3 separate regions of the Homo sapiens genome follow, and regions 1 and 2 are each linked to region 3. The links are chromatin loops, found by intact Hi-C in ENCODE. Cell type or tissue: PC-3. All regions are shown on one strand.

Region 1 (8,000 bases), 150 kb before region 3:
ATTTAAGTTTTTTGATTCTCAATGATTGCTTTAATCATTGAAGGCAAGAAAAGTTTCTATAATCTCAGTCTTTCTTTCAGCAACCAAAGTGTATGACCAATGAGATCTACATCATGTTTAAGTGGATGATCTGTAGTATATTCAACTCTGCTTTAGTTATTAAGGTCAAAAAATGTAGAGAGATCTTAGGTTCATTTTGTTTTCTTTTGGCTTAAGTCCTTTGGTAAGTGAGATGTTAACATACCACAAAGGTTTCATTGTTTTTCTCCTGAAGCAAGAGGCATGACTGAGATGCAGCTTTCAAAAAGGATCTTGTTCCATATACTTGCCAATATTTGGTAGTCTTCCTGCCTACCCCAATGAAATAAGACATCATTTTATATTGCTGGCCTTTAGAAAAGCACTTTATGTTTAAGTAATTCTGCCAATAATGTTTGTGTATTGTCAAAAAGAAGCTTTAAATTTTTTTTTTGTTGTTTAAAAGCTAGGCATACAAGCACAGTGTAATAATTATAACCTGAAGAACTTCTCTAAGAATGTGGCATAAAGGTTAATAAAAAAACTGTAGAGTGGTGGGCACATGTAGGAACAGATTTGTTGGTCTATAAACAGTTATTAGATCCTTCCTCTTTCCCCAGGTCTCTACTCCGCTAGTTAAAAACAAAGAGATGCTCACAGAGAAATCTCAGGACTGACAAGCCAGTTCCTGTCACTGTCAGAGAGTGGCTTTTGGAATTGGAGTGCATTATGTGAGTTTTAAAGGAAATCAATCTCATTTGTAGTCTTTCCAGTTCTTTAATTAGAAAAGTAAGGAAAAAGAAAAAAAAACAAAACCAACAACAAACTGTCCTAGGTCCCTGGAACTAATAGTTGGCAGGAAGTAGTTATTGTTCTTGGAGCCAGTGCAAATGCCCGGGGGTCAGGTACAAAGCCAACTCCAAAATTTAACATATGTAGCACTAAGAGATCTTGTGGCAATTGTCACTTTTTTTGCTTTTAGAAAGGCATTTTCTTATTCAGTTTTCTCTTTTCAAGAGGGCTAGATAGGAGGCCATTCCTCACCTTAGTTTCTAAAGTCTTTTGTGTGATTTATCCAGAGTATAACTTTAGTTCTGGAATAATTTCTGGATGGACCTGCAGAGAAAACTTTCTCACTTGTCCACAGCAATGACACAGTAAGTTAGGAGGAGTCATATCACTTAAAATTAAGCTATAATGTTCTGTTTACATGCTGATGTCATTTCAATGTTATCAATGACATAGACTCTAAGGGTTCCAGTGATGGAGTTTTATGGATCACTGGTCAATTTATTTTAATCATTTTCTAGAATCCAAATGCAAACTTTAGTGTGCATCAAGATTGCTGAGTGGCCATTCAGAAACTGGGGCTTGGCCTCCAGAGAGGCTGATTTATTTGGTCTGGTATAGAGCCCAGGATTCTGCATTTAAACTAGCATCCTAGAGCTGAAGATCAAACTGGATGATTCTCATTGTCAGTTTCTTTCCCTGCGCTTGGCTTTTGAATTATTTTAGTGCCTGTGTCTGCTGATTTTTCTACTACCACTATCTATTTGTATGTCTTATAGTCGTTGGCCCTAATGAACAAGAGGTTTGGAAATACCTTTATCTCCCCCACAAATTTTAATAGGTCCAGATTTCTAAAATTTAACTTTCATTTTAAAATTAAAACACACCCAGGAGATTTAAATGCCAGTTGGTTATTATGCCACATTGTGAATTCCCTTTCTCCCTCCTTTTCTCCCTCCCTTCCTCCCATCTTCCCACCTACCAGTGTTTTTGTTGACATGCACATTGTTTCAGGACCCAGAGAAACAGTTCAACAGAATAGAAAGTGTTCCTAACTCCATGAACAACTTTTGAAAATACATGATTAAATAAAATATTTCACATAATTATAACTGATTTTTAAAAAACAAACCAATGGGATAGAGAGACTATCATTTAACTGGGATATACAGAAAGGAGTGCTTTCCTTGAGAAATATCTATTTTGGAGCAATAAGCACATCTAGGGAAGAGAGATGTGGGAAGAGTCATTTATATTTATCCACGTGTTAACAGTTTCTGGCACTCTTCGTTCCTTTGTACACCATTCCTTCGTACACCATTCCTTCATACTTCCATCTGGTATCATTTTCCTTCTGCCTGAAAGCCATCCTTCAGGTTTGTTGACAAATTTTTTAAGCTTTATCACGTTTGAAAAAGTTATTTTCCCTTTATTTTTGATATTTTTACTGGATATAGAATTCCAGGTTGTCATTTTTCCCCTAGTAATTTAAAGACTTTGCTCCACTGTCTTCTGACTTGCACTGCCTCCGATGATAAATCAACCATCATTCCTATCTTTATTTTTTTATGTGATCAACCATCATTCCTATCTTTGTTTTTTTATGTGATGTATCTTTTTTTCTCAAGCTGCTTTTAAGATTTTCTCTTTATTCTTATTTTGAACAATTTAATTATGATTTGCTTTGGTATAGTTTTCTCTAATGTCTTTTGTGCTTGGGGCTTTTTAAGCTTCTTGGATCTGCAGCTTTAAAGTTTCTATCACATCTAGACATTTCTTGGCCATTAATTCTTCAAATATTTTTCTGTCACAACTTCTCCAGTGGGGGTTCCCATGACAGGAAAATATTTGGTTGTTTGAAGATATCTCATAATCAACAGATGCTCTGCTTATTTGTTTTTTTCATCTTTTTTTAACTGTGTATTTTATTTTAAATAGTTTCTATCACTATGTCTTCAAGTTAATCAGTGTTTTATTATTCAAGGTCATTATCATATTTTAATCTCAGATATTATAGTTTTCATTTATTGAAGTTTCATTTGAACCTTTTTTATACCTTCCTTGTCTCTACTTAAATGCTCCCTCTTATCTAGAACATGTGGCATACGGTAATAATAACTTTTAACTTGTTTATTAATTCTGTAACCTGTGGTTTTTTTTTTTTTTTTTTTTTTTTTTTTTTTTTTTTTTTGAGACGGAGTCTCGCTCTGTCGCCCAGGTCGGACTGCGGACTGCAGTGGCGCAATCTCGGCTCACTGCAAGCTCCGCTTCCCGGGTTCACGCCATTCTCCTGCCTCAGCCTCCCGAGTAGCTGGGACTACAGGCGCCCGCCACCGCGCCCGGCTAATTTTTTGTATTTTTAGTAGAGACGGGGTTTCACCTTGTTAGCCAGGATGGTCTCGATCTCCTGACCTCATGATCCACCCGCCTCGGCCTCCCAAAGTGCTGGGATTACAGGCAACCTGTGGTTTTTTATGAGACTGTTTTATGACTCATTTATCTGCTCATTATGAGTTGTATTTTTCTGCTTCTTTGCATATCTGATAATTTTTTATTGGAGACCAAACATTATAAATGTTACTCTGCTGAGTGCTAGATATCTCTGTATTCTTTTATATTCTTAAACTTTTTTTCAGGGATGCAGTTATATAAAAACAGTTTAATTTTTTAATGTTTTGTTTTTAAATTTTGTAAGGTAGGACTAGATCTTTAGTCTATGGCTAATTTGCCCCAATATTGAGGCAATCAGTTCTCATTCATGTAAACCCTAGGTGCCCCCAATTCCCTCATACTCCCAGCTCCGTGTCCCCAGGGAAAGAGACCACCAAACTCTGCCTTTGACTGTGGCCTGTTGATTATAGAACTCACTTATTTGTTTCCCCTCTTTCACTGATGACTGTCCTTCACTGACTGTTATTCAATATCTAAAAATGATTTTATATATTGTGCCTGATTTATTACTTCACACAGAAGAATAAATAATCTGATACATCTTGACCAGAAATAAAAAAGAGTTCCCATACTTTTTATGAAGAGTCACAGGCATGCTTTGCACCCTGGCCATGCACAATTTATTTGACCAGAGACTTGCTGTTGCATCTAAGGTAGCCACCTATAGGCTGGCCAGGGAACAATGACTAATGTTTCCAAACCTCTTGTTTATTAGGGCCAACAACTATAAAACATACAAATAGATAGTGGTAGTAGAAGAATCAGCAGACACAGGCACTAAAATAATTCAAAAGCCAAGCACAGGGAAAGAAAGTGACAATCAGAATCTATGTGTCAGTAGAGGCAGTGGGTAAGAAAGAAGCAAGGAGTAGAGAAAAGGGGATAAGAGTGTTGGCAAGAGGAGCTTGAGTAGAAACAGAGAGAGAAATAAAAATTGAGAGAAGAGTCATGTGGAAGGCAGACTAGGGAGGCTGTCTATTGTGTTTTAAATCATTATCCCATTTTCCATAAAACTGGGCAATATTGCTTTGAAAGTTTTCAATGCTTCCTTATTTCCCTCTGACTCTTTCCAATAATCCTCATTACATCAGTCAGGTACCCTGACTCCCAACTCTGTTTCTAAAAGAGCTTAAAACCCAACTATTTTGTTGTTGTTGTTTTTACAGTGGTTGGTTGAAACATGAGGCAGGGTACCAGGTTTGTGCATACATTGGTTACCTGTTATAAAGCTATATAATAGGATTCATGTAATGGGGGATATAAATATTTACCCATTGCACTAAGTTATGGATGTCACTTCTCCTTTACTACAAACCACAGAGATAATTCTAAGGAAGGAGGGAAGGAAGGAAGGAAGGAAGGGAGGGAGGGAGGGAGGGAGGGAGGGAGGGAGGGAGGAAGGAAGGAACTGTTTCATGACAACTATCAGGATGTGATTGTTCAAGTGCATTAATTTTTCAGCTGGCAGCTCTCATGTCCCCTTCTCAGGGATGCTTCACCTCATCCCTCACTCTAAGTCAGATATCCTGTAATACACTCTGATGGTGCTCTGTACTTTTTCTCTCTGTATTTACCTCAATTATAATTGTATAGTGTTTCTCCCAAACTAGATGATAAGCAATAAAGGTAAGAACTCTATAAACATTTATTGAATTAATGAGTGAGTGCTTTCGTGCCATGGGAAAACGGAAACCATGTGACAGAAAGTGTTAGTTTTTCATCAAAATTTATTTCCATTTTATGATGGAGACACAAGACTTTATTCCTCAAGTCCCTGTAAGCATAGATGTGGCCATGTGAATGAAGCAAGTGAGGTGGGCCATTTCCATGCCTGCCTATTAAAATCTCCCACATGCACTTTTCCAGGTATTTTCCCCTTTTGATTGATTTGGATGATGACCTCTGACCCCACCCGCACTACTCTTACTCTCCTCCACTTTACCCCAAAGTTCAGGCAATGCCTGGATAGTCAGTTACAGACTTGCCAATTTCCAAGGGCTTTAAGTACTCATCTGGCAGACTGCAGGTGAATGAATCTGATAATTTCTTGTTACCTTTTTATCTATTCTGCTATTTGTATCACCACTGTTACTCAGAGGGAAACAATTCATTCTTGTTTGCAAAGGGATACATTGTCATGGCCTCTCAGAAATATGGCATCAGGCCCTCTGGAATAATCAAGCATTCTTTCTATTGGATAAAGTTGTATACTTCATGCCAACAGAGTCCCTGTGAGTATGACTACATAAAAATAAAAGATGGGAGATAACAATACTCATGCACATTCCCCAAATATGTTTTAAAACATAGCTTTGATAAGCTGGAGAGGGAACATTATACAGGAGTTGGTATTTGAGAGGGATTTTGACTTTCGATAGATACTTTATTGGTTAGGAGCTAAGTTTAACTGTATGTAACAGAAAAAAAACCTATGTAAAGTAGCCTCAAACAAGATAGAGTTTTATTTTTGTTTTTGCTGTTTTCCTCTTACACATTGAACATTATACACAAAAGTAATCCAGAGCCAGCCCAGTAGCTCAGGAATATCAGGGCCGAAGTTGCTCTGATGCTCTTGACCTGTCCTTTGTAGTTTGTTGCAATATGTTTAGTGCAGCTCCGGCCATCTCTTCTACATAATAGGTTACTGGATATTTGTGTTAATCTTATGAAACCAGTATTATTATCACTTTTATTTTCTTATGCATAGGAAATTAGTCGTGAAGCAGTTATATATTTTTTCCAAGAAAATATAGATAACAGTAGCAGACTTGGTAATCACTGCAGTTTGCCTTTTTAAACCATGCCATTGACCACTGCACTATATTGTCCTCTTATGTACTAGTCTTGACAAAGATGAAGAGAACTTAAGGTGATATTGAGGCAGGAGAATAGGGTCTGGAGGCAGGGATCGTAAGCCTGTTTCACGCCGACTTCCGATAACTAAATTGAAAGGAAAACCCTAACTTTCCACACCTGAGTAACAAAAGGACCAGAGGCCACCCCCTTTGACCTTTTCTGCCCAGCAGATAGGAAATTGACTGTGTGCAACTAATCAGACTGTTTGAGGGTGGAGTCTTCATTTGCATAAAAGTATAACTTTGTAACTTCACCCTAGCCTCTGATTGGTTGCTTTCTGCAACCAATCAGATGTTTACACAGGAGTGTGATCTTTGTAACTTCACTTCAGCCTCTGGTTGGCTGCTTTCTGCAACCAATCAGACTGCTTGCAGGCTACCACTTCATTTACATGAGGTGAGCATGAAGTGGCCAATGGGAAAGTTCTAGAGGGTATTTGAACCCAAGAAGATTCTGTATCCAGGCTCCTGAACTGCTGCTCAGGTCGCTCCCACACTGTGGAGTGTACTTTCGTTTTTAATAAATCCCTGCTTTCGTTCTTTTGTTGCTTCATTCTTTCTTTGCTTTGCTTGGTGTTTTGTCCAATTCTTTCTTCAAAATAGCAAGAACCTGGACAACTTGTGGCCACGACCCTTTACTGGTGACAATATTATGACAGAAGGGTGGATTGAAGTGGAAATAAAAGTTTCCACCTCTAACAGGAACACTATCTAGAGGATAGTTCATAGTGTTTGTCATTAAAGAAAACAAGCCAACAATTCAGAGATTAGAGAAAGACCAAAATAGGAAGTACTCAATTAGATTAAGATGTCCCTTTCCTTCAAAGCAAAATAGAGCAAAGATAAAGAAGGGGGACAAAACCCAAACTGTCCAAGGTAGTTAAACATTAGATGAAACACCTTTGCCATCTAATGTAAATGTCCTTTGCAAATTTTGTCTATACTCCCCGTCCAGTTCATAATTATTTATCATCAAAGATTTTTGTTCGTGTTTGTTTTCTCCCCAGCATTATTCAGGTATAATTGACAAATAAAATTGTACAAATTTAAGATGTACAATGTGATGATTTGGTATGTGTATATAATATAAAATGATTACCACCATCAAGTTAGTGAACATATCTGTCACCTCATCTAATACCTTTGTGTGTGTGTGGTGAGAAAATTTAAGATCTACTTTCTTAGCAAATTTCAAGTGCACTATACAATATTGTTACCTACAGTTACCATGCTATAAATTAGATCTCCAGAAAATATTCATCTTATAACCAAAAGTTAGCATCTTTTGATGAACATCTCCTCATTTCCCCACCTCTGCAGGCCCTGACAACCACCCTCTATCCTGTTTCTATGAGTTCAACATTTTTAGATTCCACACATAAGTGAGATAATGCAGTGTTTGCCTGTCTCTGTATGACTTATTTCATTTAGGGAGAGATCCATCTCCCTGGAAACTTGGATAGTCATGATCAATCTGGGTTGGTGCTTCTATTGGAAGTCCCTAGATACCCTGTACATTATTGCTGTGATGTCAGATTGGCACTGATGACACATTTGTTTTCAGTAGACTGGAAACTCTTGGAAAAAGAGTACAGTTGATCTTTGTATCTCTAATCAAGCATAACGCTTGACACACTCATGGGTTATGAAGCTGTTGATATAAAATAAGACAGGATGTTTCAGTTAGCTGTATGCAGGGATAACCCAAAGGGTTAATTTCAAATATTATGCATGGACAAAGTTTATTAGGTCAAAACATAAGTCTAGTACAAGGAAAAATACTGAAGACCAATGGGGAAAAAATTCACTTATTTTAGAATGACCCATTTTAATTATTTTGAAATTTGATCTCGACAATTTCATTGTTAACCTCCTGAGGGTGTCATT
Region 2 (8,000 bases), 120 kb after region 3:
TGGAGTTGTTTCGTTTTAATACAGAAAAGCTCAATGGAAGTTTTATAATCTTTTAAGCGCACAATAGGGAATTACATCAAGATTATTGGAAACGTCTTGGCAAATGCCTTTGAACTGCTAGAACATAGCTCATGTTTTCAAATGTATATGTGTATAAATACATGCTTTTTAAAATTAAAATATATTTGAGTCAATGACCAGACTGAGATTCCCAATATGCAAATTTATAATTAAAGAGATTTTGTTTTCTGTTCTTTGGGGATTGGGATATCAGTCATTGCAATGAGCAATTGTGTCCTTATAGCTTTGGGTTTTTACTATTTGCTTATGAAAAACTCCACAAGAATTATTGGCTCAACATTATGACTTCCTTGGCAGCCCCTGCTTCACGCAGTTGTGTTGCTTTTCTGTAAGGTTGTAGCATTTTCCACTTGCAGTATTCTTCTTACTTTCACTTTGTTGGTTATCACAGCCCACAACTGCTGCTAAATGCCATTTTCCTTCCAATGAAGGGCCAGTTATAGTGGATAATACATGTGCTCCCTGAGGCTTTAATTAAGTTAGCGTCTGTGTCAACCTAAGCATGTGACAGTTCATGAAAGGAACTCTGGATATTAAACAGCATGGAGCTATTTGAAGAGTGAAATATATCGTGTGTGAAGAACAAAAGAATCTGCAGGAGGTTTCAAAGCAGTGAAGCTGGAGTCTTACAGCATTCTGCGTTAGCTGCTGCATTCTTTTGAGGAAGCTCTTGTTCTTCTTCCACTAGGTGATTGACACCTGGGACGGGGTGTCCTCTGTCGTTATTACTAACATGACTATATAACATAAGGAAAACTATACTGAATCCTGCTGAGGGCATTTTCAGGCCAGGCCTAATTCTCACAGATGATAAGCTGCATTAGCCCAAAGTGGCCGACCTGCTTGGAAAGAAACTATTTTATCTATTTAGATTGCTCTGGAAATAACAATGGGGCCATCATATTTCAAAGATGAGCAATGTTATTTATCCCATATTCATTGTAAAATGTTTTCTTACGTAAAAGTGGGAATTCATTGACCAGATTTTCAACTCCCTCAAAAAAGATAAAAGGCCAATAGAAAAACACCTCGATAATCTAGCTCCACAACAAATGCTCCGAGAATCCTACTTGTCTGGCTAAAATTTCTCTGAAGATCTCTCATTTCTGCTCTCAGAAGCACAACATGCAACCTGGTTATTGCTATATTTACCCTTGTTTTCTCATAGGATGCTCTCACAGGCAGAGTGGGAGCTAAATTGGGCTCTGATAGGGTTTCCTCATCCTGAACCCATTTTCTGAGCACGCTGCATTCATAAATAGCCTGCCAGGCTTTGGGCTTCTGAGGTCACCGTGCTTCACACAATTGTTCTCTGCAGGACTACGTGAAAGACAGTGCCTGGGCTGAGGCCTGCAGTTCCTGGAAGCTGGGTTTCTCAGCATTGAAGGGCTATCTCTCCTCAAAGAAAAGCACAGCCCTGCTGTGGAGGGCGACCTTGGTCATTGTTCTTGGGGCCTGTGACTTCAGAAGTGGAGGTTGCTCCTGAAATGATAGGACCAACCTCTAACCTGATACCATCTGGCTCTCAGGACACCTATATAAATAGCAAATTGATAGCTGTAATAGAATAAATGCTTTGTAAACTCTCCTGTACTTAAAAGGAATGCAAATGAAGGTATGATCTGAATACTTTTCCCTCCTGCTTCCTTGACACCCTTCAGGCTTAATCCTATCAGACGTCAGAAAGAGTAAGCTGATAAATGTAGTGACTTGCCATTAATCAATTAGAGGAAGATGTTTTGTAGATACATGCAGAAGGTGAAAAAAATCTAATAATTAGCAGTTTGACCAAGAGGTTTAAGAAGGTAGTATGAGGGAAACAATAAAGAAGAGCATTAGGAATTTGCTGCTAATTTATTGATATAAATATATTATGTTGCCATGTAGCTATAGGTAGATATAATATACAGCTGCAATTAGGAGATCACGGTTCAGTTATCACTATCACATTAGTTTTTTTCCCATTGGCTTTTCTCTTATTTTTAATGACTTACTGCAGTTTATATAAAGTCCATGAAAATTTCCTAAACTAAACATCCTGATAGTTTTCATTTATTTTCAAGGTTGCTGTAAAGTTGAAAAGCAAAAACAAAACAAATGAGTTCATTACTTTTCTCCAAAGCTCAGTAATTTATGGCAACCTGCAAGCTTTAGGGAACGTCACCTTTTGAGATAGAGCGGAGAGGTAGTAAAAACTGAAGATTCAATAAACAACTTACTTTTAAAATGTGTTCAAATATATTTTGGAGCCATCTTTATAGGGAAGTGCATGAAGACTTTTCAGGCTGTGAAGTACTTGAATGATTATCATTAAATATCTTAGACATATGATGTGATTTAAGGTACTATAATGAACTAGTCTATACCTAATATTCTGAACAAGGAATAAACCATCTCTGTGGTTATTGTTCTCCTTGTACCTCTCTCTGACAGCCTTTCCCTCCCGTCTTTGCGAAGGCAGCCACTCTACATTACCTGTAAATGTATTTGAAGTCAAACCACTAAATAAGCACACAATATCCTAAACAGTACAAAATGTTGACTACTTATTTTCACACAGTTTCTGATGAAGGCAGGGATACTACTATATCTCAGTTTGAGATATAATTGAATATACTTTCTTACCTACCAAACATAAGAAATGCTTGAGAATATAAGTCAAAGCAATGTCTTTCATATTGTTATGAATAGATACTCCTAAGAATATGATAAGGAAATTAACAGTGTCAAGTATCAATACTGTTATTTAAATAAGAGTCAGTCTTTCCTTTTCTTTCCCTTTCTTCAGGTCAGTTGGGTAATAAGCTGAAGTCGTAACAAGGTTTGAGGGTGGCACATATCACATCCGTGTGTGAACACTCAATCATCATGCTCGTAAACTACAAAAGGATCTGATTCAATCTTTTTGTGTGAAAATAATTTTACCGACTTGGAACTTAAAAAATAAATTTCCATCACACAGGATTACATTTGGCCTGTCATGTTTGCATTGGCCTCACCTATATTTACACAAAGTAATATTCTTTCTCTTATAGTTACCATTCTGTGTTCTTCCCCTTGGGCCACATTCCTGGCTTTAGAACACACACACACACACACACACACACGTAGAGTAAATAGCCTCAGAGGTAATAATCTGAAGACCTCAAAACCACCTGTCAATCCATTTAAATCAATTCCAACTGATTATTTGACTAAATTTACTTATGCTTGGATTAAACTGACAGGCACATCATTGAAATGAACCCACAAAAGAGCTTCTTGATCCAATAAAACAGAAGTTATGAAAATGAAAAACAAAATTGCCAAAGTCATAGTTTGTCTTCAAGCCAACCTTATCTGGGGCTTGGTGTTTCTTTCCAAAGCTCAACTAAAGGGCTTTCTACTTTATATCATCTATAAGGACTGTACTACTGAGAGGTGACAGCGTGCTGGCAGCCCTTGCTCGCTCTTGGTGCCTCCTCCGCCTGGCACCCACTCTGGCCACGCTGGAGGAGCCCTTTAGCCCGCCGTTGCACTATGAGATCCCCTCTCTGGGCTGGCCAAGGTCAGAGCCAGCTCCCTCGGCTTCCAGGCAGGTGTGGAGGGAGAGGCGCAGGCGGGAATGGAGGCTGCGCATGGTGCTCGCGGGCCAACACAAGTTCCGGGTGGGTGTGGGCTCTGTGGGCCCCGCACTGGGGGCAGCCGGGCTGGCCGCGGCAGCCAGGCCAGCAGCTGCAGAGGGTGCACCAGGTCCCCCAGCAGTGCTGGCCCGCCGGCACTGTGCTCGAATTCTCGCTGGGCCTCAGCTGCCTCCCCGCAGGGCAGAGCTTGGGACCTGCAGCCTGCCATGCCTGAGCCTCCCCACCGCTGGGGGCTGCTGCCCAGCGGAGCCTCCCCGACAAGCGCTGCCCCCTGCTCTGTGGCACCCGGTCCCACTGACGCCCAAAGGCTGAGGAGTGGGGGCACATGGCGGGGGACTGGCTGGCAGCTCCGTCTGTGCCCCGGTGTGGGATCCACTAGGTGAAGCCAGCTGGGCTCCTGAGTCTAGTGGGGACTTGGAGAATCTTTATGTCTACCTAAGGGATTGTAAATACACCAATCAGTACTCTGTGTCTAGCTCAAGGTTTGTAAATACACCAATCAGCACCCTGTGTCTAGCTCAAGGTTTATAAATGCACCAATCAGTGCTCTGTGTCTAGCTAATCTAGTGGGGACCTGGAGAACTTTTGTGTCTAGCTCAGGGATTGTAAATGCACCAATCAGCACCCTGTCAAAACAGACCAATCAGCTCTCTGTAAAACAGACCAATCAGCTCTAAGTAAAATGGACCAATCAGCAGGATGTGGGTGGGGCCAGATAAAGGAATAAAAGCAGGCTGCCCGAGCCAGTAGTAGCAACCTGTTGGGGTTCCCTTCCACAATGTAGAGCCTTTGTTGTTTTGCTCTTTGTAATAAATCTCGCTGTTGCTGAGTTTTTGAGTCTGCCCTGCCTTTATGAGTTGTAACACTCACCGTGAAGGTCTGTAGCTTCACCCCTGAGGCCAGTGAAACCACGAACCCACCAGGAGGAATGAACAACTCCAGACGCGCCTGCCTTAAGAGCTGTACCACTCACCTTGAAGGTCTGCAGTTTCTCTTCTGAAGCCAGCGAGGCTACGAACCCACCAGAAGTAAGAAACTCTGAACGTGTATGAACATCAGAAGGAACAAACTCTGGACACATCACCTTGAAGAACTGTAACACTCACCGCGAGGGTCCACGTCCTCATTTTTGAGGTCAGTGAGACCAAGAACCCACCAATTCCGGGCACACTGCCGTTTGTATGTTGGTAAGATCTCTTAGTTATAACTATGTCCTGAAATTTTGGAATGTATTTTTCTACTAAGGTAAGCCAGGAAAGTTGGAGGAACATTTGAATGAGGTGGAGCCGTGTCACCTGGCATATGTAAAAGTAATTTTAATTTAGAAAGAGTGCAATTAATTTCTCTAATTGTGTATCCAGGCATCTGATTCTGGGTATGGTACAGTGACTCATGAAATATTTTCATAACGTTCTTAAATAATAAAATTGACAACCTTCAATTCTAAAATGGTCTAAATAGGTGAATTTTTTTTTTCTTTACTTCGAAAGAGGCTACCATGTGGCTGTGACAGTGTAGAAACTGTTTGCTTAACTTCGGGCTTTCTCTCTTTGCCTTCCAGAATCCCAGTGTGCTCATCCCATCTGTGACTCCTGGTCACCGACACATAAAGTGTAGCACACTGCCAAGCAGCACCTAACTTTCAGATTTCATGGTGAACTTGTCCGTGTGGGAAAAGGAGTCCTCGCAACTACTGAGGATGCTATTGCTTACTTTGGAGGCAAGAAATTATTCTAAACCTAATTAATCCACCGCATCATAAAAACTTACACCGTTGCTGTCTGAATTTGTCTAGAAGAGACTGCTGCACAAGTATTTTCTAAGAATCGCTTGAGAACCTGCTAAGATACTTCCAGGCCCAGATAATTTAGGTTGTAATGCAAGATTAAGAAACTGATGTACAGGAGAAAAACCCAGGCAATCAGCCATAATTTGGCTACACTTTTTAAGAAAATGTTATCTAGATATATTTCTCATTAGAGCTTACCATGCTTTAATGTATCTCAATAAAGTCTCCATGAATACCTAAAATGTTACAATTCACAGCCTTAAACTAAATTTTCTGTTTTGTTTTAAAGTTATTATAGTTAAAATTAGGAGATTTAGCCTGGTATCATGACCTATGTCTGTGGTCTCAGCTACTCGGGAAGCTGAGACAGGAGGATCACTTGAACCAAAGTGATCAAGGCTGCAGTGAGCTATGTTTGGGTGACTGCACTTCAGCCTGTAAAACAGAGCAAGATCCTGTCTCAATAAAATAAACTAAGATAAAAGAAGAGAAATACGAGTAAAAAATATAATTTTTCCTACTTTTCAATAAGCATAAGTGTTTTTTGGTTTTGTTTTGTTGCAAATTCACTATATAATAACCAATCCAGCAAGATTGGTAAGTAGGACCATACTAGGTGTTAACAGTACTCTGACCTGCTTAATGAGGACGCTAACACCAATCTGGAAGGTTGGAGAAAATAAAAAAGCAATTGTAGTCTGAGGGTGACCTAGTATATTTCCCAAATCTGTTACCTGGGAATGAGGCAGGGGAAAGAAAGACACAAAACAATGGTTTGTTTATTCTTGCAGGGTTTCAGATCCATTCTTAGAGGGTTTCAGATCCATTTCTGAAGATCTCTAGAAAGATACAGAGAAATGTTTCCTGTTAACAACCTCTCACTACCCTTTCAGGTTAGAAGCATTTCCTTTGAGCTGGTACAAGGCCCTGCTGCAATGCAAAGCCTTCTTCCTCTACTGTTCTCCAGGGAAATGGTTAAGAGCTACCCATTAGCCTGTGTGCAGACATCACTCAGGTACTTCCCAACTAAGATTAATGAAAAGCTCAACTTTTTCTTTCCCAAGCTAATAAATACCTCTTGATATTTGCTGACTTCTCAAGATGGTCGTCTTCCATTGACAACACTAACATATCCCAAAGTAGGATTTTATGGAGCAAGTCGATTAAAGACTACGTCTTTAAAAAATAATTTTTAATTATTTTGTTATTTGTTGCAGGCCATTGAATTAGCCTTAAACAAACCATGGAGATGGTCCCTTTCTCGGTCCCAATGCAGGCCCCTTTCCTTAAATAAAGCTGGCTCTGCCCCTGTCATTGTGGAGTCTCAAAGATGATCATTTTTCGATTCTTCATGTTTTTGCAGCCATATTATATATCAGAGATAATCAAATCAACCATGCTATAACAAAAACCAGATGTTAAACCCACTAAAAGCCCTGGATGATTTTTTCCCCTATTTTTAGTGTTACATAGTCAAAGCCTCCTTTTTTACATTTCTCTTTTCTTCAGGCCTTTATTTTCAAAACTCACTAAAGCATTATACTATTTTGTTTTCTATTATAATATTTTTTGTCACTTAAAAATGTGGATTAATTTTGCCCATCACTTGAACTACTAGTGGCCAGATTTTATAATTCCTTTTACTTTTAACTTGAGCCAACTTGTTACTCTACTCAGTATATAGGTGCCATCTTAAAAACCACCCTGGGTTTTGGAAATAAGATAACTTCTTCAGGTTTAAACCAGGACAGGTGATACATGACAAATGAAATGAACCTTCTGCAGAAGTTATCTCATGGTATTTATACATATCATGTAGTTATTTTCTTAAAATCTAGGTTCTCAGGCCCCAAATCAGAGATTCTGATTTAGTATTTCTGGTGGGGATCCCATGAGTCTACATTTTTAAATTAGCATCTCAAATGGTTGTGATACTGATATTACAAGCAACACAATTTGAGCAACAGTAAACCAAGGAACAGGATGTCCCATTAGACAAAGCAGGAAGAGCAGCTCCAGAAATCTAATCAAGACTTGACAGAAGGGGACAGAAACCGTAGCCTAAACAATGGTGTTAAGAGAAATAAGAAGAGTGTGAGAGGAAAAAGGCAGAAATTTTGCATGGAGTATACAGAAGGGTAAATGAAATCACAGGAATCTGTGACCTCACACCGTTCGGAGAGAGAATGTCTTAACACCTAACATGGACAATCATGATTTCATGATGGTTATCTCCCTACAGTGGAGATGTATGCCTCCAGCTCTCTGTAGCTTAAAGGCAGTATCCATTAAATAATCTAGTTTACTGAACAAACTTGATGATTTTTCAACCTGTTTAACTATTTTCAAGGGAGAAAAGGCCAACACAATGTTTTGGTCTATTTAACAGTTTAAAAATAATACATTGGAAATTTTATACGTTAGTGTTTTGTGAATATAGTAAGAACAAATCAGTTTCTCTGAATCTAGTCAACATTGAATAGAACGAAAGTCAAGTTTTCAGACCT
Region 3 (8,000 bases):
ATTCACTAATTTCACCTTGAAAAGAAAGTGAAATGAATTAACTGTTTTGTTCATGTAACTGGAAAAACATTTACTTCTTGAGCATTCGCCTCTATAAATATGACAAAGAGGTTTATAAAAAAGATTCTTTGACTGACTGCATCATGTATGAAACATATTTTCATCTCTCCCCACAGGATAATGGCCACACAATCTAGAATTGCAAAAAGTGATAAAGCAAAGTAGATATGTGATTAAGAATCAACAGCTTCATGATTTATTCTCAGCATAATAGTGGAGAATAGAAGTTCTGATCATTTGTTTAATAAGTGCAGAACTTATCACCCAAAATACATCATTGTGTAGGGCAATACACTCTGAAGTGGAGTCTGTATGTGACCAAATGGGGCTGCATTTGGGGCAGGGGGAAGAGAACAGTCCGGGTGATTATGATATATCCCAAACAGTAACCCCCAGTTAAGAACCACTGTTCCAGGATATGTTTGTTGTCATTTTAATATTTAAGGATTTTTTTTTTTAAATCTACTAGCCTATTATTTCCAACCCCAATTGCTGGTGAAATCTATATTTTTCTATATTCCATATATCTCAAAAAATTCAAAATTCTTTACTTTCTTCATAAGCAGTCTTTCTTCTCTTCCACTTCATTGAAAGATCCAGAGTGAACGATGAGATAAATGGACTGATTGTCTGTGCTGGTGGGTGAGGGTGGAGAGGGTAGCTTGGGGAATGATTTGTAGTTAGTTGTGCAATAGAAGACTTTTGGCCATGCCTGGTTCACTGCCTAATCTTCAGGGCCTTGGGCAATGTTGGGCATATAAAAGTCACTCAATAATTATTTATTGGATAAATGAATGAACCTTCAGATTCTAAGGCAGGGAAAACATTACTTTCTGAAATAGAATGCATAGATTCAACATAAACTAACTATATTCTCTATTTCAGGCTCTTTTCCTTGTCTGTGTGCTTCCCATGAGAATTATAAATTACAAACGTAGTTTTTGAGACAATTTTGGCAGAGCTCACCGATAAACCTAGGAAAATCTCCTGAAATGTAATCAGAGACTCCCATTCTGAAATATAACCGATAGAAGCTGAAAACGATCTGATTGTTTTATGTAAATGCAAATTGTGTGACACTGGCACTTTGTTATGATTGGTAAAGAATTCTGGACATGCTTGTATTCATTCCCAGGATACTGAGAGCCTATTCTGTGCCTGGCTATGCAAAGCATGGTATTACAAACATGTATGATATAGATCAAGCCCCCACCTCATGGAGCTTAGTCTGGTGAGGGAAATGAACATTAAGCAAATAATCACAAAGTAAATACACAATTTCAAATTGTAAAAAATGCTACAAAAGAAAAAAATTACTTAACAGAGGAAATCATAATGTCAGAAAGGCAAAGGATCATGGAACCTTTGAAACTGATGGGGGTCATTGTGATTGGAGGATGTGGACCCAGGAGAAGAGAGGAAAGAGATGCAAAAGGAGAACTCGGTAGCCAACGTCCTGTCAAAACGAGGGTTCAATAGATATGGAAACAGCATTAGGTGCAAGGCCATGGCACCCCCAGCCACTGACCCTGAGATTGATTGGGTACTTCTTCCTGAGAGAAACTCAAAGGAGATACAAGAATGAAAACAAATTTAGGGAAGGAACACTTTAGTAATTAACAAGACACAGTCAGGGAACTATTTTGCTCAGGGAAATTAAATTCTGCTGACTTAGAACTTAAGCAGATGAAAAAGACTCTCTGTGTATGTTTACCCTTAAAGGACAAGTTTTTAATTTTGCAGATTTTGCCAATGCAATAAAAGAAAAAAAAATACAGTAAAACCAGAGAGAAGAAAACAGAAATGGAGTAGAGAACATTAATCTACTTTGAGGAGGATGACATCCAAGCGTGGGAAGGGTTCTAATCTGCTTCTTTAAAAATCAGCCTTCTTCCTTTATCCCCATATGTTTCTGTGAACTCAATCTGCAAGCAGCCAGGAAAGAAGAGATCAAATGTATGAGCGGGGCAAGGGAAGTACCTGTTTTCATGTGTATTACCCCATTTGTATGATTTGCTCCACAGTTTTGAGAACGTCTTAAAATATCTGAAAAATGCATTGAATAGTAATTGTGAGAAGACACAGTAGGTGAATTGGACAATTATTCTCATGATTAGCAACAAATACTAAGAAGGAGGAAAACAATTATCTAGACATGAAGCTGTCCCCTGTAGAATAATTTACAATGTCCTTCTGCACATTTTGTCACTTCTGTTTGTTTGAGTCTATAATGTGCTTATGAAAGTGTTGTCTGTCTTGGCACACACATCAGAGGAGTCCAGGTAGAACCTAGAAATGTAGTTACCCAAATTAGGTGATGGTCAGCTTAAAAATCACTTTAAATGGCATGCTTATACAGTGACTAAGTTGATGTTTGTGTGTGGCCTTATTCATCTGTTACCATATTTACCCAGTGTGATTTTGGGGGAAAAATGAATGCCCTCCTAGTCAGTCATACTCCTCTTCATCAATATTAGTTCTGATTACTTCAACTGAATTTCTTAATGATTTGATGTTTAATGTTTAAAGCCTAATTGTTTATCAGCTATTGAAAATAATACATGGCTACTAATTAAGATGCTTTAAAATATACCAGTGATTTTTATTTCTTTAAAACAATAACTTAAAACAATAGCTATTAAACTCTAGATAACTAAAATTGGAAATTATTACCCAACAGAAACTCCACACCTGATCTCCAACTGACAGGAGTAGGGCTTTATCAGAATATCTGAGAGGGAGAGACAGAGATTCTGCTCCCTCCATCTCGTTAGCCCCTGCTGAGCCAGAACATGTGATCTGAAGCAGAAATGGAAGGAAAAGCAGTTTTTGCAATGCTATAGAGACAGAGTGCCCTATCCCTACCAGCCTGTAAGTTGGAAGTTCCATGGTGTCACAAAAACTAATTAATACTAAAGTTAGTACTTACTCTTCCTTTCTTATTTTCCCAGGAGGATTACTGTGAATAGGCTTGCCTCCTAGGCCACTCAGAATTTGTATGTTGACAAAATATGTCTCCTTTGGACATGTAAGGAGATATAAAATGTATGCAAAGTCACATCATATTATTTGACTGGGCATTCCATTTTGTCAGTTTATATTTTATACTTTATTATTTTAGGGGCAAACATCTATAAAAACAGGGTTCTGTATTGTCACTCGGGTTTGGTTCATGCTCAGAGTTTTCTTAACAGCATTCCTGTTGTTGTATAACTTTAAAATTAGATGAGAACAAAAATTTCACTCTGAAGCCGGAACAACATGGAACCTGGATTTTGGGTTAAATTGCTTAAAAGAATAATCCCCACTTTCTTTCTTTTTTCTGATGACTATGTTTTGGGGCTACTCCTAAGTCTTGTCCTCTGAGGCCACCAAGCCATGCATATCTAATCCAATAAAATTAGAACGTGAGATTCTCCAAAGATTCCAAGTGTCTTAAGGCACTGAAAATACAGACATGATGTTTTCATATAATTCTACACAGTTATTATTACAAAGTGATTTATTTTAACTTTAGATTAGGGAAAAGAAAATTTGTATGTAATTTAGTTTTAAAATAATATATGTTAAAAATAATTTAAATAATAAATTAAATTGAATCCTTAAAAGAATAATTGCAGATTTGGAAGAAAAAAGCTTTATCCAAGACTGTGGATACTTTAAGGAGTCTGTTAGCTTACTTTCCCTTTACTTTCAATTTGCAATTGTTGGAAACTATACTGGATATCCACCACTAAAACACAATCAGCTCTTGCTTAGATTAAAAATTTCTAAGGCCTTTAGCTTTGATTTCAGTTTTGCAATATGCTGTAACTGCCAGGACAGTGACCCCTGGTGAAGACAAAGGTTTGAGTATCAGATCGCTTGATATGATTAAGCACATTCCTGTTTCATTCCACAGATACCAATATTAAGTCAGACGTGAAACTCCCTTTTGATGCCTATCACTATGCTCTGACTCGCTGCACAACTTAACCTCTTGGTGACTCCAGTTCCTTGTTTGCAAGTGGAGATGAACAGGTCTGCTGTGAGGATTGAATAGAATAATACATGTAAAAGATGCGTTATTTGCTTGATACCCAGCCTGGTACACATGAAGGATTACTAAATAGTTTACATGAACATTATTACTACCTAATTGTTTTTAATTCAGGAAAATGTAGAAGCTACAACATCAGAATATGCTTCTGTAGTAGTACTTTTGCCTCTAGTTCAGTACCCTGTCAACCACCACATGAAGTGGTGTAACAAGACATAATTGAAACACTATTGTAATGAAAGGAACACTAGACATGCAGTCAGAAATCTGGGCTCAATTTCTGAAATGCATGTAGCATTTACCATATGCCAGGTACTGCTGTTAAGTATTTAACATACATTAACCTAAGCTGTCATAACAATCCAGTAAGGTAGGTGCTGTTATTACCCTCATTTTCTGATGAGGACACTGATACAAAAGAAGTTAAGTAACTTGCTCCAAATTATACATATTTGGCAAGCTATGGAGCCAGAATTTGAACCCAGACAGGCAGCTTCCAGTCCATGCTTCATAGCCTTTGGACTCTGTGAGCTTCAGTTTTCCCAACGGCACAATGAGAATAATAATCTTACAGTCATCTCACAGAGTCCTTGCAAGAATTTAATATGATGGTAAATCTAAACTGCCCTGGAACTGAAAAAGACTGTACAAATATAAAGGATTATTGTTATTAAGATTCTTAACCAAAATGCATCACTATCTGTATAAACAATGAGACAGGGTATAGCTGAAGTAATACCACTAAAGATGTGATGTTATAAGCATTCCAAGTGCCAAGTGCCAACAAAAATATTTTTCCCAGTGAACCTCAATATCTCAATGTTATTACCTGAAAGAGAAATTGAAATTATTTATCATTTTTTGAAGGTACTATTTGAACACTTAAAATTGTTTACTCTCTAACTTTTAGAGTTAATATTTTTTCAGAATGTCAAAGAAGCTCTTCTTACATGTTCAGAAGTGACTGTAGCAGGGCATGTTTAAATGGGCATGTAAATGTGAAGTCCTGTCCTATGAATGGTAAACTCACAGAGTGAATTCATTTTGCCTTTTGGGTCAGTGTAATTACCTATTGATTTTTAGGAAAGAAAGAAAAACTGACATTCACAACCTTTGCTCTTTAATTTCTGAACAGAATTACGGCCTAAATGGAAGAATGATGTTGTTTATCTGTTAGCACCTTTCAGAGACAAGGCCAATACTTCAAATTACTTGTGCATAATTGGTGCTCAGTAAACATTTTTGGGTTAAAAGCTTAACCCCATACAGATAGTTCCTGCTCCATTAGACAGATTCATATCACATTCCTAATCAAGCCTCTGATAGGCAATATGCAAAAAAATAGCAACTGTAAACCTTTATATCATTCAAAGTTATAAAATTATAGTCTAAGACATCAGTGGACATCAGCATGCAGCAGTTTTTAAAATTATGTAAGTCTCAATGTGCTGTGAAGTATTAAAAACTATTACCTCAACTGGGCTTGAAATTGCTTCCAGCTAAACAATGAATATTAAATTAAATAATAATGGTTTTTTTGCCTCTTAGAATTTATAAATGCACTGGACTTTGCTTTGGGTAGACCACTTTTTTTTAAAGAAAGAGAGAGGAAAAGAAAAAAGGACAGAAAGGAAGTAAAATAAAACCTGTAAGAATGTTGGAAATAAAATTTCCCCCATATACTGTTGGTAAATATCATTGTACCAAAAAAACACATTGATAAAGACATTGTTGACCTCCAAATTGCATTGCAAAACTCATGCTTTTCAAAATAGTTTTGTAAAAATTTATGAAAATCTTACTAAAGATGTTAGTTATGAAGAAATGGGTAGTTGTTCATTTGAGTCTCCACCTCTTTTCTATTATTTTAATGCTATATATATATATATATATATATATTTCTATAGAACTTCTAGGGTGCACTTTATTCAGGCTTTCCAAGGTTATATGTAAAAAAATGGTTAACATGAACTATATAAATCATAGGCCCAAATTGTTGAACAATGTAGTCATCATAACTTCTATAAGTGTAGTATCAAAATCAAGGTATAATTGTAGAACTCTTATCAACTTCAGTGCTCTAAATAGAAAGTTAACTTCACTTTGAAACACAACTTTTGATGAAAAATTCTAAAAGATTTATATAGCTCATTCAAAAATTTCAAATATGCCTATGAAAGCGTCTTTATTCCTTAGTGAAACATTTGTTAGCCATGATGCATGTATGGACTTATGAAACATTTTGCTTGCAGTTTCCTTGGGATAGTCTAGTCAGATGAATTTGGCACCCACACAGTGATCCGGTGTGTTGCTAGTCAAATGCTGTCCATGAACCTGTGCCACCTGTCTGTGAACCCTTTGCTAACACATTGCAACAAGATAATCAAGAAGCTTGACCAGAATCTAAGCCAACTATACCAGTAAGCTGACACTCCTTTTTAAATAGCATACATTTCCCGGTAAAGCAACCAATGTGTTCATTTATACTCTGGACCAAGTTCTTTCATTTCCTTGGGGATTAGTGACATGTTATGGACTGGCTACTTTGAGTAGCACTGTTCTAGCATGTTTTTGTGTACTCCAATGTGATGCTCAAAATCTTGGGTTCAGGAGGCAGGCAGACCCGAGTTTGAATCCTGGCCTAGCAACTTGGTAGTCAATGGTCTGAAAGAAAAGAATTAGGTGCCTATTAGAAACAGCAGGCAAGGTAAAATGAACAGGTTAGAGGACAGGGCCTAGCGTTTGATGTCAGAACATCTTGGCTGAACCATGGTCACAACTTTTATAGGCTGCTTACCTTAAGGTAAATGTCTTAAATGAGAAAATATGCATCAAATACACACACACAAACACATACACACACACACACACTGCATAGGGCTTGATACAGATAAAGTGCTCAAACTATTTTGTTTATTTGTTCATTATTAATTGTGTGACATAGTAGACTGGTTTCCTAGACTGGATTTTTTTATACAGAAATATATTTGTTACTCTGGAATCTGGTGATCTAAATATTTTAGTCAATATTTGCATTGATATCTTATTGCTTTTCATCACTGATTTTACTAGCCTTATCAACAAATTAATAAATAAGAGAATCCCCCAAAGTCCTGCCAAACCTAAAATACTTTTAGAGTCACATCAATATTTTTTAAATTGTGGATAAATCCAGTTAATCCCAATATGACTCATGACCTGTCTGTGTAGCCACTGACATTTTTGTAGCATTTAATCACTTGGCTGGCATAGTTCTAAGCAAAGATGGTAAAAATAAAGTCTGAATGGAAGAGCACACATTGATTTGAGGTTTACTCTTCTCCGTTTACCCATCTACCTCATAAACCAGGTTAGGAGTAGGCAAGTCAGTAAAGGAAGACCGTTGCTAGTTCCTGTCTCCCAAACTCAGTTTTTTAAATTTTATTTTTGATTCGGGGGTATATGTGCAGGTTTGTTACATAGATAAACTCATGTCACAGGGGTTTTTGAACAGATTATTCCATCACCAAGGAATTAAGCCGATAACCCAGTTGTAACCCAGATATAACTGTTGGGTTTTCTTTGAACCCAGTAGTTACCTTCTCTGCCCCTCTCCCTCCTCCCACCTTCCAGTGTCTGTTGTTTCCTTCTTTATGGTCATAAGTTCTCATCATTTAGCTCCCACTTATAAGTAACAATATGCAGTATTTGGTTTTCTGTTCCTGTATGAGTTTGCTGAGGATAACAGCCTCCAGCTCCATCCATGTTCCCACAGAAGACATGATCTTGTTCTTTCTTATGGCTGCATGGTATTCCATGGTGTATATGTACCACACTTTCTTTATCCAATCTGTCATTAATGGGTATTTAGGTTGATTCTATGTCTTTGCTATTGTTAGCAGTGCTGCAATAAACATTCTTG

What was found. A loop is a pair of places that touch in the nucleus more often than their neighbours do. Peaks named below come from ENCODE experiments on the same cell type or tissue, not always from the same donor. Only the 100,000 strongest peaks of a DNase experiment are listed, where the experiment ranks them.
Region 1: a loop joins it to region 3, with 5 times the contacts of the local background. A loop is called at or near these places in 2 of 110 quality-filtered maps.
Region 2: a loop joins it to region 3, with 4 times the contacts of the local background. A loop is called at or near these places in 3 of 110 quality-filtered maps.

The regions. Positions count from the first base shown.
Region 1 is chr5:58,331,637-58,339,636 of GRCh38, reverse strand. No RefSeq gene overlaps it. Among named protein-coding and RNA genes, the nearest start is that of PLK2, 120 kb to the left of the region's middle. In PC-3, a CTCF peak has its summit at 3,891; no DNase peak of the experiment used is centred here; H3K27ac peaks cover 3,027 bases.
Region 2 is chr5:58,065,160-58,073,159 of GRCh38, reverse strand. LOC124901183 (a long non-coding RNA gene) reads left to right here and starts at 4,456. Exons shown (of 2, transcript XR_007059134.1): 1 at 4,456-4,891; 2 at 5,266-6,807. LOC124901202 (small nucleolar RNA U13) reads right to left here and starts at 2,972; the gene lies at 2,869-2,972. RefSeq lists an enhancer at 4,152-5,351. In PC-3, no CTCF peak of the experiment used is centred here; a DNase peak (open chromatin) is centred at 3,059; H3K27ac peaks cover 1,787 bases.
Region 3 is chr5:58,184,403-58,192,402 of GRCh38, reverse strand. It overlaps LOC105378983 (a long non-coding RNA gene), which reads left to right. Exons shown (of 4, transcript XR_948350.2): 4 at 3,962-5,698. Among named protein-coding and RNA genes, the nearest start is that of LINC02101, 66 kb to the right of the region's middle. In PC-3, a CTCF peak has its summit at 3,908 (motif pointing left); DNase peaks (open chromatin) are centred at 3,962 and 7,342; H3K4me3 peaks cover 617 bases; H3K27ac peaks cover 5,169 bases.